2 separate regions of the Homo sapiens genome follow, and region 2 is linked to region 1. Evidence: chromatin loops called from intact Hi-C (ENCODE). Cell type or tissue: gastrocnemius medialis. All regions are shown on one strand.

The links. A loop is a pair of places that touch in the nucleus more often than their neighbours do. Peaks named below come from ENCODE experiments on the same cell type or tissue, not always from the same donor. Only the 100,000 strongest peaks of a DNase experiment are listed, where the experiment ranks them.
Region 2: a loop joins it to region 1, with 3 times the contacts of the local background. A loop is called at or near these places in 2 of 110 quality-filtered maps.

What each region holds. Positions count from the first base shown.
Region 1 is chr20:37,523,086-37,525,585 of GRCh38, reverse strand. The region is part of intron 1 of BLCAP (BLCAP apoptosis inducing factor); the gene reads left to right. NNAT (neuronatin) reads right to left here. Exons shown (of 3, transcript NM_005386.4): 3 at 1,896-2,500. Among named protein-coding and RNA genes, the nearest start is that of NNAT, 3.1 kb to the right of the region's middle. In gastrocnemius medialis, no CTCF peak of the experiment used is centred here; DNase peaks (open chromatin) are centred at 155, 595, 1,055 and 2,375; H3K4me3 peaks cover 2,407 bases; H3K27ac peaks cover 2,500 bases.
Region 2 is chr20:37,985,630-37,988,129 of GRCh38, reverse strand. All of the region lies in intron 7 of TTI1 (TELO2 interacting protein 1), which reads left to right. Among named protein-coding and RNA genes, the nearest start is that of TTI1, 47 kb to the left of the region's middle. In gastrocnemius medialis, no CTCF peak of the experiment used is centred here; DNase peaks (open chromatin) are centred at 563 and 979; H3K27ac peaks cover 2,500 bases.

The DNA of each region.
Region 1 (2,500 bases):
ATGCAAATGGGGAGTGGACATTGCACATTGAAGCCCACACGTGCAGGTGCAGGCCACCAGGGCAGCCCTTGCCTGGAAATCTGTCATCTCACCTTGCCACACTCACAGCCCTGCTGATGGACGGATGGAGGAAAAGGGCTTTGCCAAGATGATATGGAAAGCTCTGGGGCTACCAGGAGCCTCTTGTCCTCTAAGTGGGGGCACAAGAGGTGCTGTGTCCAGAGCAGCCAGCTCTTACCATGCTGCTTTGGCCTACCTCCCTGAAATCTGCTACCTTGTCACTTGGGCTGAGGTTAGAGCATCAAGAAGGGCAGTGGGGCTATGGGCATACCCCTCAAAAGCTCCGAAGGGAGGGTCAGCCTTCATGGAGAACACATGTTGGTATGTTCATGATTCTGTGGGTTTAGTGTGGAAAACCACAGAAACTCCCAGTTTTGAGGCCTGCCAAGATATGGGGTTCAGAAGGGAGGAGGTGTGGGCATTGCCTGCTGATGAGTCACACTGGGGCGAGAGGAGACCTGCCTCACCTTCAGGCTATGGTAGCAGCTATAGCCACCCAGCCTAAGAAAGATGAAGTCTCAGATTGCACATCCTCTTCAAGTCCTGATGAGTCCTGATTGCCACTGCTATGGCAGTTTCTAGCGTGTTAGGGTTCACTGGCATCTCAAAGGCCCTCTTCGAGAGGGAAACTGGAGATGAAGGGTACAAGGTGACATGTCCAGGTTCCCTAGGCTGATTGATGGCAAAGTCAAGACCAGAACCGGGATCTGCACCTCCCCACCCCTATAATTCTCTGATACCGAATGAAGTTTTAGATGCCTTTAGAGGTGCTGGTGATTGGGCTAAGAAACTTAAGGGCTTGCTTAGGGGAGGGAAACATGATCAGGCTTAAGGGGGCAAGGTACTTTGTGCTTCAGAAGTATTTGTGACAGCTGTGACTAAGGGATTCGAAGAAGTGGCAGGAAGAGAGATTTATGGCCCTCCAACTCCCTCCCTTGGTGTTGACCCAGCAACAGGTGTGTAGTGACAGGGACACATAAAGCCAGAGACAAGGCTGAACAGGCGGCAGGGCCATTTGGTGAGACAGTCAGCTGACCCCGTGTAGAAAGAGCCCTGACTCACTGGGGAGTGGGAGAGGAAGACAAGTCCGAGGCCGAGCACTGCCCACCCTGACGTGATGGCAGGGGAGAGCCCAGGGCCACGGACCTGGTAAGCATTCCTAAGAATACGGAGGCTGGTGCTGGGAAAAGCAGAAACCCAGTATTGGGGAGAGAGGTTTCTGGGGTGAGGTGGGGCCAGGAGACCCTGCAGAGTAGCAAGGCCAGGCAGATTGTCTTTGTAGTGGTCCTGGTGGATGTGGGGCCTGCAGCATTAAGCTGGGTGAAGAAGGCGCCACGCTGCACCTCTTATCCCATACTCATTGTCTAAGCCACTGTCCACCCTGCCCACTACTCATTTCTTTGGGGCTCCTGGATGGAGACCTGAAGTAAGGCTTTGTGTTCTGAAATCACCCCCTTGGTCCCTAGTACCTCTTTGGAGGGCTACTCCCACCTTTTTCCCCTCCTCTCATCTTTCCCAAAGTGATACTTGCTTTGGCCCCTTATCCTAAGACCACAAGTAAAGCACCTATCCCTTTGGGGAGGGGGAAGTGGTCCCTTATTCCAGGACCACAAGTGAAGATGTCAGCCTTTCTCTTTGGGGAGAGGGGGAGATGGTCCTTTATCACAGGACAGCATTGAGATGGGGTTGGGTGTGTGAGGGGCCCAGCTTATTGCAATTTTGATGGCCCTCCTTTTCCTCCCTCCCCCAAGCAGTGTGCCTGTTCCACAGTGGGCACATCAGCTGAGTCTTAGAAGTGTATGTTGATGCCGCTAAAGAAATCACAAGAGACAAAGTTTTGGTGCGCCTCTACTGCACCGCAGGGTCCTGGGACACTGTGCGAGACAGGGGAGGTACTTTTTTTATTTTTTGTAGAGGTGGTCCCTGTCCTCCAGGAGCTTACAATCTAGCTGGGGAGACACAACTAATGCACACTTAAACAATCAGTACAATTAGCGATTACCACAATATTGACCACAACTGCATGAGACCAGGGAAAAGCAAGATCAGTGAGGGGCAAGGGGGGTTCAGAGAAAGTGTTTTAGTAAAGGTGGGATTCATTTACTTTTACTGCTTGAATAGTTCCAAATCAAGTGACACATTATTTTGGAGTAGGGTGGGCTTGGGAGGCAGTGAGGAGGAAAGGGGAATCGAGAGAGCAAATGCAGCGAGGCTGGAATGCAAGTGCCCTGGGCAAGGGACAGCGAGAGGGCCCCACTGTATTTCTTAACCACCCTCCTTCCTCAACTGTGCCCTCCAGTCCCGCCACACAGGCACGCGGTTGGTGCTGCACCAAGATTCAGGGCGTCGGCTGGCGATGTCAGAATGTCCATTCTGCTGGCTGGTGCGGTGTTTTGATTTCCATGGTGGGGCCTGCTGGCATGGCCCTGGCTTCGGGGCT
Region 2 (2,500 bases), 460 kb before region 1:
CCCCAGCAGACAGGGAGCCCTGAGGGCAGAGGCTTTTTTGTCCCTCTCTCTTTGTGCCTCAAGCACCTCAGTTAGGGCCTGGGCTGGACCAGGCTTTAGTAAACGTTTGATAAACCATGAAGAGATAAAACTTAAACCCAGCTGACCAGATTCCAGGAGCACGTTTCCTCCCTCCCCATTCCCACCTCCTCGCCCCCAGCTTGCTCACTAGGGGCACCCCCATACTGATCACGAAGGAAGGAGCCACTTCTGGTTTGGCATCTGGAGTTTATTAGGTACTTACTGATAGCCGTCAGTTGTAGATAGGGCTGAAGTGCAGGCAAATGGCTGCCTGCATGGAGTGAAATTCAATAAAACTGCATTTTAAGTGAAAAATCAGTATAAACACCAGGCTTCTTTGCCATGGAAACAGTTGCTTAGAAACTGCCTAACAGCGAGTTCTAAATTTTTTAAAGTCAAGTTATCATTTAAGCTACACGGCCTTACAGGTTATTGAGAGATAATCACTCGCCTCAGGACACTCGGAGGCATGTGGCACAGCTGAGTGCCTCCCGATACTCTGGGGACCAGATAATCTCTTGATAACTGTGCTCTCTGGAGCCACTGATTTGGGCCTGGGGGGAGGAGAAAGAAATTTTTGTTCAGGAGTTAAATGGTGTACATATATTTTTTAAAAAGTGTTTCTCTTTGGGTTTGAAAAAAGATGGAACTGGCCATTTGGTATGTTCAACAGCCATCCCTGCGCATCGCAAAATGTATTGGGAACATTTTCCAGGCAGTTACCCCAGTCACTTCAAAGCAGAGGTCCTGTCTTTGTCTTCTGGCTTTGGCTTATGCAAAAGGAGTTTTCAACAACTTTGGCTTTCAGCTGTTCACTCTCTGGTTTCAGCTAAGGCTGGGCAGGAACTGGCCCCAGGACAAAGTGACACCAGAGTTTGGAACAAAGCCTGGCGCTAAGGACTCAGATCAGACCTCCTGGGCCTCAGGCTCAGCTCCCAGGGGCTTAAAGCCAACAAGGGTGCGGTTTGGAATTTGTCGTGTTTAGAGTTCAGCAGGCCGCCTGCCTCTCGGAGTGAGAGCACAGCTACACTTGCCAGCCATCTGGTTGCATGGCATGGCATTTGCTCCCCACCTCAGGCATGCAGAGGACAAAGTATATTGCATTTGTTTCTTCCTGAAAATAATGGGCGAAATTAGAACATCATTGGCTGAGAACTGGGATACCCCCACCAAGTCAGTATGGAGAAAATTATGAGTGAAACAAAAGACAAATGTTTTGCCCTTTTCAGGGTATCTGAAAATTATCCATGGCATGGTAGTGCTGCTAAGATTGGTGGTGTTAATTATGCCTCAGACTCTGTGTCCCTCTCTCTCTCTTTCTGGAAGAAAAGAAGGAATACTGTTTTCATCATATACTTCAAAGTGTTGTCCTGCACCTCCTCTCCTCAGAGCCTCAGAAGGACCTGTGAGGAGAGTGGGCCAGGTGTGATCATCTTTGGAGAAAGAGGAAACAGGTTCATGAGGCAAAATCACTTGCTCTAAGCCACAGAGGTGGGAGAAGGAACGTGCATTCCTGCCATTCTGGGGCATCTGCCCCTTTAAAAGCAAAGAAATGAGACCCAAAACAGTCCTTCCAAGAGTTTGGCTCTTGCTTAATAAAAGAAGGTGAACTTTGCACAAGTTTTTCCTTTGCTTTTCTGTTAATATTTTATGTGGATATCTTGCAGGGCAAAAAGAGTGGCTTATTTTCTTTTCCTTTCCTGCCAACAAATACGACATTCATATTTAGCATGTTAAAAAGAGCTCAGAAAATGAACATTGCAGCATTTTCATGCTGTGTAAGTCAGAGCGCAGCTATGACTGAACTGGGTCGTGGCACCGCTTTGCTGGGTGTTGCCCAGATAAAAATATTCCTTGAAGCTGGGAGAGCACCACGCTGTAGCTTGAGAAATTGTTCCAGCTCTTGAAAGGGGAAAAAATCAAATGAAACCATTTGCATTCTAACAGTCTTTGGCACCAGGGAAAACTGTCAACTGTGTCACGTGTAAATAGAAATCTGCTCCCCGCTTTTGGTGCGTTTTTTCATAATTTCCCTTGCCACTCTAATTATCAAAGATATTTTTATTTTTAAACAAAAATTGTCTCCCACGCAGGCCTCATCTTTCTGCGGTGAAGTGGAAACGATGAATTAGAATATTCTAATCACTTCTCCAACAACCACTATGGAGGTTATAAACACAAGATTATCCTAGCAAAGAAAAGTAAATTGTTTGGGCACAGAACAGGCCAGGAAAAAATTCAGTAGGCCGGGCCCGGTGCTCACACATGTAATCCTACACTTTGGGAGGCTGAGGAGGGTTGATCACCTGAGGTCAGGAGTTCAAGACCAGCCTGGCCAACATGGTGAAACCCCGTCTCTACTAAAAATACAAAAATTAGCCGGGCATGGTGATGGATGCCTGTAATCCCAGCTACTCAGGAGGCTGAGGCAGGAGGATCG